Regions from separate parts of the Homo sapiens genome. Here region 2 is linked to region 1. The links are chromatin contacts, found by Hi-C or POLR2A ChIA-PET in ENCODE. All regions are on one chromosome and are shown on one strand. The core of a region is the stretch at or near the end of the contact, and the rest is flanking DNA. Distances in the headings are between cores, read along the strand shown. Region 1 overlaps ECSCR (endothelial cell surface expressed chemotaxis and apoptosis regulator). Region 2 overlaps NRG2 (neuregulin 2).

Region 1 (5,380 bases), core at 820-3,319:
GTGAAGCTCATGAGGTGGCATTTTCACAGGCCGAGACTTTTCCCAGCCTCCCTACCCACTGTTTTCTCCCAGGCAAGTGCCAGCACTCTCAAATGCCCTGTGTCGGCTGTACCTAAGCTGCTGTCACCCGCCCCGAGTTTCCTAACCCTTCATCCTGAAGTGTGCAGAGCATTTCCTGGCTCCTTCATCTTGGTGGACTGAGGAATCCTGAGCACATTCAGGCCCATAAAGGGACTTGACTACGGATACCCAGAGGCAGGGCAGACTTGAGACTTGGAGGATTTGAGAGAACAGGGCAAAAACAAAAGTGTCTGGCCTTCATTGAGCATGTCAGGCACTGCGTTAAGTGCTTCATATGCATTTTCCTTCCTTCACAACAACTTGCGAGGTACTGATACCACTTGCATTTTACTTAGTTATTTTTGAGACAGGGTTGCTCCATTGCGCAGGCCAGAGTTGCAGTGGCATGATCATGGCTCACTGCAGCCTTGACCTCCTGGGCTCAAGCAATCCTCCTGCCTTAGCCTCCTGTGTAGCTGGGGGCTACAGGCACACACCACCACACCCAGCTAATTTTTGCATTTTTTTGTAGAGACAAGGTTTTACCATGTTGCCCAGGCTGGTCACTTGTACTTCAAAGTAAAGAAAACTGAGGCCTAGGTCAGACAGCGACAAAGCCAGGACTTGAACTCAGGCTTGCCAGGCTCGATTAAAATCCACGATTTTAACTTCTAAACTATGCTTTTGAGGAAAAAATGGGGAGGGGTGTGTGTGGAGATAGACTAGAAGGGGATAAAGCAGACAGAATTAGAGAGGGGAGACCTGGGAAATCAAAAATTCCTGTGGCTAGAGTTCTTTGGGAATCTGCAGGCCCAGTGGTCAGAGACACCCTCGGCTGTAGACACAGATGCTCCCTAAGTCCCTCCCTTACCCACAGAGAAATCTTTGTTGGTGACAAAAAGTTTGGGTAGTGGGAGGGGCAAGAGGCAAAGAAAGAGCAGGGTCTTGAAGCTTGTGACTTTGGAACTCCTCCCAAGCCACTGAATAATTTTCTTTCTAGATAAATGCAGGAAGGCAGTTCCCTGTGCCTTCCCTGTACCTTCCCACCAAAAACTAAGTTATAACCTTACAGCATTTAGATAGTACATTAGGCCAGGCTCGGTGGCTCACGCCTGTGATCCCAGCATTTAGGATGCTGAGGCGAATGGATCACCTGAGGTCAGGAGTTTGAGACCAGCCTGGCCAACATGGTGAAACCCCATCTCTACTAAACATACAAAAATTAGCCGGGCATGGTGGCAGGCGCCTGTAATCCCAGCTACTCAGGAGGCTGAGACAGGAGAATAGCTTGAGCCCGGGAGGCGGAGGTTGCAGTGAGCTGAGATCGCGCCACTGCACTCCAGCCTGGGTGACCAAGAGCGAAACTCTGTCTCAAAACGAAAAAAAAAAAACAAAAAATACATTACATATGCTGGATTAGTAACTGATACATGTTTTCAGGACATGCCTTGGGTTAAAAGGATTCTCCAAGGGTCCTCCCCAGCTAGAAAGGGTTTTCTCTAGCCTGGGCTTCCTATAAATTTTGACTCCCCTCTTGACCATCCCCCTCTCGCCAACAAGGGAATGGGGCTCTCAGAAATGGTGATCTAGAAAAACATGGCCCAGGGTTTGGTAATTTTACACTTGGAAGCAATTAATTCTACACTATCCAGATGATAGCCCCATGGAGGAAGGCAGTGGCTTAAGGAAAATAAGCAGAGCAGCAGGTTGCCACAGGCTGGGGTGGGCCCCTGGCACCCAGCCGCCTCTGTCCACCCAGGCCTGGGCTGAATGCTCCCCTGATGCTGAGAGACCAAGGGAGCAGCAGAGCCAGGCCAGGGGCTGTAGTCCCTGCTCAAGCAGAGGGACGGGAACCCAGCTGGGCGGCTCCACTTCCCCACGTTGTTTTCCTTTCACATTGTTCACAGGTTTCAAGAATGATTTCATTGTGGAAAATGAGCAAATACAACCTGACCTTTCAGGTTCCACATACACAGCGGGACACACACAAGGGCACACGAGCATGCACATACATTTGCATAGAGCCCCGCAGACACACGTGTACATACAAAAAAGCCAGTGAGGGCTTCTGATTGGGGACTCTTGGTGACTGACCCCTCTCTGGGTTTGGTCAATAACAACCATTTCCTATGTATCCTCTGCCTGTGAGAGTGAATGGGTTGCTCATGCTAGAGCTTCCCTGCCTCCTATATATACCTCAGAACTTACTTTCTGCACAGGCCCCTACCTCTAGGCAAGATACAAGCCCTAATCCCCATCCCCATCTCACTCACCTTCCCGTCTCTCAGCCCCTTCCCTGGGGGCAGGACCAGGGTGACAGTAGCTTAAGGTAAACATTAGCCTAGAGACCTGGAGTCCTGGGCCCTTCCTTGTCTAGGTGTGGCAGGTCATTGATCTTCTGTCCTTAGAAATGTCACTAGTTTAAAATAACCTTCTCCTGACTCTGCATCAGGTTGGTAAAATGCCCATGTCAGATTGAAGAGACAGGGAAGGACTTCGGGACTCTGAGCCATGAGGTGGTGGTGATGTTGCTATTGAGTCACAGTCTCAGAGGAAGCCAGCACCGTGAGCCACAGCCCACATCCTTTAGTCCTCTGCCTAGTGTGTCTGCCTTCCAGCATGGTAGGCTTAGAAAGCCAAAACGTTTTTTTCTGTTTTCTTTTCTTTTTTTTTTTTTTTGAGACAGAGTCTCACTTTGTCTCCCAGGCTGGAGTGCAATGGCATGATCTCAGCTCACTGCAACCTCTACCTCCCGGGTTCAAGCGATTCTCATGCCTCAGCCTCCCAAGCAGCTGGGATTACAGGCGTGTGCCATCAGGCCTGCTAATTTTTGTATTTTTAATAGAGGCAGGGTTTCACCATGTTGGCCGGGCTAGTCTTGAACTCCTGACCTCAAGTGATCTACCCACCTCAGCCTCCCTAAGTGCTGGGATTACAGGTGTGAACCACCGCACCTGGCCAGTGTTTTCTTTTCTTTTTTCTTTTTCTTTCTTTTTTTTTTTTTTTTTTTTTTTTTTTTTTTTTGTTGAGATAGGGTCTCCACCTGTTGCCCAGGCTGGAGTGTAGTGGTGCAATCATAGCTCACTGCAGCCAGCCTCAACCTTCTGGTCTCAAGCAATCCTGCCACCTCAGCCTCCTGAGTAGCTAGGACTCCAGGTGTGCACTACTGTGCCTGGAGAATTTAAAAAAAAAAAAAAAACAAAACAAAACAAAATTTTTTTTTAGAGACAGGGTCTTGCTATGTTGCCCAGGCTGGGCCAGAAGGCATTCTAAGGGTTCCTTTCTAGGCTCTGTGCTGGGCAGGGGACTTACCAAGCTATGTGTTTTGCTTTCTCTTGCAGGCCACAACTCCCAGCCCACAATGACCCAGACCTCTAGCTCTCAGGGTAAGACCAAACACATGGGTCTACTCCAGCGTGTAGGCCTAGGAGCTTAGGAAGGGTGAGAGGAGCTCTATGCCAATTTAGCCTTAACCTCAGGGGGCTGGGGCCGCAGCTGGAGCGGGAGCTCTCAGGACTCACCAAGGCTGAGCTCATCTAAGGATTTTTTTTCAGCCTAGCTGAGTCTAATGTACCTTGAAAGAAAAAAGAGGTGAATGGTTGGGAATGAGGGGTGGGGGATGGGGTAGGGAGAAAGACACACAGATCTAGGGAACAAGAGAGGGAGATGGAACAGTAGGAGGCGGTGCACCCCTCAGCCTCAGATGTTCTGTTTCAGGAGGCCTTGGCGGTCTAAGTCTGACCACAGAGCCAGTTTCTTCCAACCCAGGTGAGTGAGTGTGGTTGCTGAGGTCCCTGCTCCTGCCCCACACCCATTCATTCAGACCTGCTTGGAGCCCAGGGGTTCTTGGGTGGGACAGGGAGTGTGGTGTCACCAAACCTACCCCACCTCCCACTCCCTATCTGCCTCTGTCCTTGCAGGATACATCCCTTCCTCAGAGGCTAACAGGCCAAGCCATCTGTCCAGCACTGGTACCCCAGGTACTGTGTCATTCAGACTACAAATGCCATCCAGGGAGGGCCCAGTGAGGACCCCAACAGTTTCTGCTCTAAAAGAGAATATAGACTGGGGCGAGCGGGAACAGACAAGGAAATAGACCCTCACACTGAGGATGACATGCAGGGTGAGAAGGGCTGCGGTGGGCACCAGCAGAAGTGTGGGAGCCCAGGCACATGTCAGTCACTTCAGACTCGGGGGCCAGGGATGACTCCCAGAAGCAGCTTCTGAAGCCGAGCTGAGAAGGGGTCAGCTGAGCATGTGGAGGCTGTGGGGTAGAGAGTAGTGGGGCTTATTCCAGGTGGGGTGGAGAGTAGTGGGGCTTATTCCAGGCAGAGGGAACTGCCCAGAGGTGAACAAGAGAATGGCCCCTTCTAGAACTGAAAGCAGGAAAGAAGAGGAAGATTTTGGACTGAAGAGCCCACCCGGTGCACATGCCGGCCAAGGCCCTGAGCAGGCCCGAGTGTGCTTCCTCATTCACGGCAGCTCCAAAGAAGGCCGCGCAGGCCCCCATGGCAGCCAGTAAACCCGTGATGCCGAGGGCAGGCACCGTGGATGGGCTCTCCCCGACCTGGTTGGGCCTAACTTGGGCCAAGCCACAGATGTACACATCAGGACTTGTTGAGTGCCCAGGGCGGGGGGCAGCGGTGAAAAACACTGGGTTCCATCTGGATGGGTTCCTTCTGCCCTCTTCAGGAGGCCACAGGGGTCAGGACCCACATCAGTGGCACCCTGGTTCAGGAAAGAAAGAGGTTTGGTGGGGCGTAGAGACAGGACCTTGGGCCTGGTCACAACGAAGGTAACAGGAGCTTAGACTTGAGACTGAGAAAGGCATACCCAGAGAGGAGAGGGAGGAGAAGGATACCCCAAAATGAAGGAAAAGGAAGGCAGAAAAGGCTGAGAAAGAGCTAGAGTCCTCTCAGGCAGGGAAGACTGGCCTTTGCTTAGCAGCGAGGGAGAAGAGCTGCTGGGGGATGCCCCCATCTTGGTCATGCTGTTTCATGGTGCAGGCGCAGGTGTCCCCAGCAGTGGAAGAGACGGAGGCACAAGCAGAGGTATGTCCTGCTGCACTCGCCCTGAAGAGAAGTCGGCAGGAGATGTCTGTGACCCTTTCTCTCGTCTTATCCCTTGGCTCTCAGATTTTTTTATTCTCCCAGACTTATTTGGGAAGGGGAAGTGAGGAGAGATAAGTGGAACAGCAATTGGGCCTGAAGTACAATGGGTTGAGAAGGGAAGACACAGGTGACATAGCACCTTTTTTTTGTTGAGAAGGAGTCTTGTTCTGTCGTCCAGGCTGGAGTGCAGCGGTGCGATCCCGGCTCTC
Region 2 (5,380 bases), core at 987-3,486, 580 kb before region 1:
GATGGGAGTATATCTAGACACTAACTATGTTAAACTGTGATCACTTTAATGAGAAGAATCTTGGCAATGTCTTAATAAGGAGGGGAAAACTTTGGGGGATAACAGCAGTTTATCGCTCTGACATTATCCTTAGGAATATTGTTGACTGCTTTTTATTATTGGTTTTATGTTCTGAAATGTTTTATAAAGACAAGTAGAGACCAGCTAAGAATTTCTAATTTTTTATTCTATTAAGTATTTTGATACTTGGGGAGTATTAAAATACTCTGAGATGCCTTGGGGAGCTGTGAAACAGTATTGTACAGTGGAAAATAGATAGTAAAAATATTTATTGAATCTTGTCCAAGGACAGCTTCTGTTTGGTTGTTGGTGAGTTGCTCCTGCATTTGCACAGTGTACATCTCCACATAATCCCTAGTCTGGGCCGCTGAGGACTTGATGGTCTTTGTCAGATAACCCCATAGAGTAACTGGCTTCTCTGCTCCCTTGTCTCCCTCCTCCTACTTTCTCCTTCCCCCAACACAATACACCTTATCAATTACACATTGTTTGTTCTAGTGGGTATTCAGTAGCTTAACAGTTGAATGCAGAAATCATGAAAGATTTGAGGGGCAGAAATATGGTCTGTTTCTAGGTTATGATCATCTCATATTATCAAAATAGCATGTGTAGTATAGTTCTTAAAAAGATACATTTAGAACTGCAATCACTGGTAAAGGAAGGGCCCTCACATATCACAAATTATCAAGGATCAGGAATGTGTATGGCAGTAAACATTTTAGAATGCAAAAAAAAATTGCTTTGAATTGATATTCAAAGGGAAGTATATAAATAGGTACCATTTTGGGGAGCCTTATATAAGGGGATTAGAAATTAAAGGACATATTTGTGAGACTTGTGGAATTGGTGATAATATAACAGAAGAGCATAAACTGCATTTTCTTGTTTTCTACTATGTGGTTAAAGAAAACATGTACTGGTAATGCTATATTAAATAAGGAAACAAAATCATCCTAACTAACCACAACACTGTCCTTGTGCTTAGCAGGAAATAACTAACAAATTCATTTTCTGTTTTCTATTCTAAAGAAAGCCCTCTGGGCCACAGGGTCATTGGGAACATTTTCTCCTTGGAGCAGATTTGCCCATTGCAAAATAGGGAAACTGGCACTTGGAAACTGTCGTCATGGCCGTTACATTGAGCAACTGAGGTTGCATTGTTGCTTTGTTTAGCTAGTTTCAGGTCTGAGTGTGTGTAGGTTCTGAGAGGTGTGGTTCTCTGGGAAGTCACCTAGAAAGCCCGTGGGTTTTTTTTTGGAGGGGGGCAAAATATGGAGGGATAATATTGTGTTTAAAAATTGGCCTCAGGAGCATCAATGCAGGAGGTCACACTGGACCTCTTCTTATCAGTCCTCATAAATGGCTCGTTTCCACCATGAAATGTTGACTTGAAGTCTGTGATCTAAGGTGGGGAAAGGTAGACAGGGGTCTTTCTGGAAGAGCAAGACCTGCCAGAGTGATATTTTTACATATCTAATGTGTATCATTTATCCAGAAAGAGTACATCTGGTGATAGAGTTGAGTAAAATCTTTGCATTTCTTAGAAGATTGCATTGTATGGAGGGAGGTGTTTTCTGTGCCTTCTGTGGAAAGGCGAGGAAAAAGAGTTAGAAAGGCCTTGCAGGGATTAGCAATTCTGTACAATGTTATAAAAACATCATGTTCTGCAAATAGTCCTGCATTTTAAAAGATGGTTGCATATATTTTGGTATAATTACACCCTATCTTGTTGTTTTCTTATATTCATGTTTTTAAGCAGTTTCCTTATTGAATAGATGCAGTAAATAGCATAAAAAATGAAGATCATTTCTTTCTTTGGGATTTCCTGATTAGCAGTTTTCCAGTGTATAGTGTACTTTGTTGCTACAAGGAAAGGTGTATTCCTAAGGATTTTTACATTCTTTAGGATAGTTTTAAATTAATGTGGCACCCAGATTCACATATTAGAGAAAGGTGGTTCACAAAATTCAGTATAGCAAAAGCGACTACATATTTTTTAAATGCTGTTTATTTAAAGAATCTTTTCTTCCCCAGCCAGCTGGAAACCCAGCTGTGCTGCAGCTTGAAGATGGGAAAGTGAAACTAGATTAGAAACTGACCAGTCCTAGTGATGAGGACAAGGCATGGTTGTAGATTTAACGATTGAATTACCACCCTAATGTCATTATTTCTTGTAGTGGCTGCTTTCCTCGGCAGACTGCATTCTTGGGGTAGGAACAATAGCTTATCTTTGAGGTCTTCTTTCTCCTAGTTCTCCTGCCCTGCCGCGTTTCGTACTTTGCCTGGTTTATAGAAGGACTCTCCATCAGTGTCATTTGAATGGATAAAGTCAAGTGAAGTTAAAGAAAGCCTCCAGATTAAAACTAAAACAATCTTAACTCTCTGACCTGTGACATCAAGTCCTGTGCTGAAAAGCTGAGTTTGATGATAGCCTTTACCTGTCGCTATGGGAACCTTTCTTCCGAAAGAATCATTATCAACTAGAGTACTTAACCACAATGTGCTTAATCATTGTGCTGATTAGTGTTAATGGGATTTGAGCACTGGAGAATAAAGATCTTGCTGGAAAAGACCCTCTTATTTTTTTTTCTTTTGGAAGGTAGATTACTACTTGCCCACCCCCAAATTTAAACAAAAATAAAACAACCGTCGGTTTGAATTAACAAACAGTTTGAGAGCTAGGGATGGTGGTATATTAACAATCTAGGTGACTAACTTCCTCTCGGCCCCTAATCAAAGCAAGTGTGCTTCCCCTTTACTATCCTGTTTTATCTAGGGCATTTTAATTTTATTTCCTAATATCAATTAGTTTTTTCTTTATAAAATTATATTTATATTTTTGGAGCTGTAGCACATTTATATGGCTCAAAATTCAGAAAATACATAAAAATATATGATGAAAAGTTTCCTTCTTAATCCCTGTTCTCAGCTACCCCGCTTTAAGGCTCTGTGGTAAAATATTCAGGAATAATTTATTCTTGAAGTGTGTGTTTCTCTAAAAACACAATGTTTTTCAAAGCAGTCTTTTTTTTTTTTTTTTTTTTGAGATGGAGTCTTGCTCTGTCGCCCAGGCTAGAGTGCAGTGGCACATTCTCAGCTCACTGCAACCTCCGTCTCCCTGGTTCAAGCAATTCTCCTGCCTCAGCCTCCTGAGTAGCTGGGATTACAGGCACCCGCCACCGCGCCCGATTAATTTTTGTATTTTTAGTAGAGACGGGTTTTCACCATCTTGGCCTGGCTGGCCTCGAACTCCTGACCTCGTGATCCACCCGCCTTGGCCCCCCAAAGTGCTTGGATTACAGGCGTGAGCCACCGCGCCCGGCCCAAAGTAGTCTTAAATTTTCTTTCAACAGAGGGAGAATGTTAATTTTGCCATTAAGCCAATTTTGTGGTAAATTCTTCCCAGGTAATACATATTTTCTTAACCTGGCCCAAGATCTTATCTACCTAGTTCCAGTGATCTCTGAGTCCTCTATCTCAAGTATCTATTAAAGGATCCTCTTTTCTCCTCAATACCTTACCTCACAAATATAATTCTGGACTCAGGAATGAAAATACCAACTTATTTTTCAGATACTTTGCCGTTAAGTTTTCCCTGACAATACATTGTATAAGTCTTAACTGGGATGCTCAAAGGAGAGATCCAAAGGTTTATCACTGAGATTTAGGGCTGCATCTCAACCCATACAGCAATTCTTATTGTTTCACACGCTTGGTGATCTCACAGTAGAGTCCATGTGGGAGATCACATGATTTCACAGACAAAAAGAGAAAACTCCACAGTGCATGATTGCTTTGATTTTCATTCAGAAGACAGAGACCGCAGTTGTCAATGAAGAGTTTGATTTTGACCATATTCATGCACAGCTGGTACAATCCCAGGGAATTTAGCTACCTGAATACTGTTCTGAAGTACGTTTAAAGTAACTGATTGGAACATAGTGTTAAAATTTCAGAGGATCAGGGAATTGCCATTTGGATACATAGGAAAAAAGTAAATATGCAAATATCAAAGCAGCAGAAGTCTTAACCCTCTAAGCGCTGTTTGCTTAGTGGCATTTGGCAATTTTGAAAATTTGTGAAAGGAATGGTGATATCAGTATCATTGAAGTTTCCCCAGTGCAGTTTTCAACAACTTGTTCTTAGATCTTTCTTTGCAAGATCTGAAGTGCTGTTAGTATAATTTGCACTAAAAGTAAAAGAAATTTCCCCCAAATTTTGTGTTTGGATGGATGGGTGTATATGGTGTGGGGATTTCTGTCTTACTTGTTGCTAGCAAATTAACCCTCTCCTCCCACTTACTTTTTCGAATTTGTACATAGAAATAAGTCCAGTTTATGAATTTCAAGAGATGATACAGGCAACTCTTTAGGAAACTAGGGAAAGTAGATGAATTAATCGGTAGAAGTGCTAAATTATGACAAGTTTGAACAATGACTTTTATATTTAATTAAAGTAGACTTCTTTAAAAACAGTAATACACGCAGATGAATCTTGCTGAACTAGAGCTCCATGTCAGGTTGTAAGAACTGAAGCACACATAGAGGACGATTAAAAGGTATTAGGATGACATGAAAGGACATTCTGTACCCAGGCAAAGAGCTAGGAAGCTTTTGCCAGTCTGGGGTCAAAAGACAAATTTGCACTTATGGAGTGTGATTAATTGCTGCTAATCAGCTATAATGTTTTTGATAATTATGAAATGAAGTTAAATTAAGGAGCCTTCCTTCTCTGGCTAGTTGGGAGAGTGTGGCATATGAGCTCCATTCTACAGTAACATTCCCTTCCCACTTTGTATATGCAGGAAGATCCAAATGGCCTCTCCAGGGACCTTCTCTGGGACAGAGGCCTGACACTTCCGGAGCCTGTCAGCTCTGCTCTATGCCTCTGTTCAGGACCTGATTGTGCTGCTAGCCTCCTGAGTGTGGGGCAGGACTGGTGGTTAACATTTCATTTACCCTTGCAGATGTTTCTAGAGCAGCAGAGGCACAGGTACTGTAGAAAGTTTCTGTATTCTGCAAGCAACGCAGACCTCCAAGATGTGATGATCAGATTACTTTTTTTTTTCTCTCCCCAGAAACAGAATCCACAGTGGTTCTGTTTATCATTCACAGTTTCCTGCCCTGTGCTGAGGACACTGGCTCCCTTACACCTTCTTTCCCTGATCTGTTATATAAAGACTGAGGATCTGTCTTTGTCCTTTATGCTGGGATGTTTTACTTGGTCTTGATCTTGATATTGATCCAACTAACAGAAGCCAAGCTGAATTGACATTCCTCAGAATTGAATGAGAGGAAGGTCACAAAATGGCTAAACATCT

Evidence for each region. A loop is a pair of places that touch in the nucleus more often than their neighbours do. ChIA-PET counts read pairs that join two places held with the same protein, here RNA polymerase II (POLR2A). Pooled maps may share reads with other maps.
Region 2: a pooled map shows a loop between it and region 1 (3-fold over the local background). The contact joins two enhancer-like sites. A Hi-C loop is called at or near these places in 1 of 50 pooled maps. POLR2A ChIA-PET finds 5 or more read pairs at or near these places in 3 of 52 experiments (H1, OCI-LY7 and RWPE1).

The regions. Positions count from the first base shown.
Region 1 is chr5:139,456,205-139,461,584 of GRCh38, reverse strand. ECSCR (endothelial cell surface expressed chemotaxis and apoptosis regulator) reads left to right here. Exons shown (of 10, transcript NM_001077693.4): 2 at 3,402-3,446; 3 at 3,778-3,828; 4 at 3,981-4,040; 5 at 5,067-5,111. Among named protein-coding and RNA genes, the nearest start is that of ECSCR, 3.8 kb to the left of the region's middle. RefSeq lists enhancers at 1-70, 71-660, 4,035-4,094. Within about 2 kb of position 2,069, at least 15 of the 41 ENCODE cell types and tissues checked have a DNase peak (open chromatin) inside an H3K27ac peak, as active enhancers do.
Region 2 is chr5:140,035,632-140,041,011 of GRCh38, reverse strand. The region is part of intron 1 of NRG2 (neuregulin 2); the gene reads left to right. Among named protein-coding and RNA genes, the nearest start is that of NRG2, 5.0 kb to the left of the region's middle. Within about 2 kb of position 2,236, at least 6 of the 41 ENCODE cell types and tissues checked have a DNase peak (open chromatin) inside an H3K27ac peak, as active enhancers do.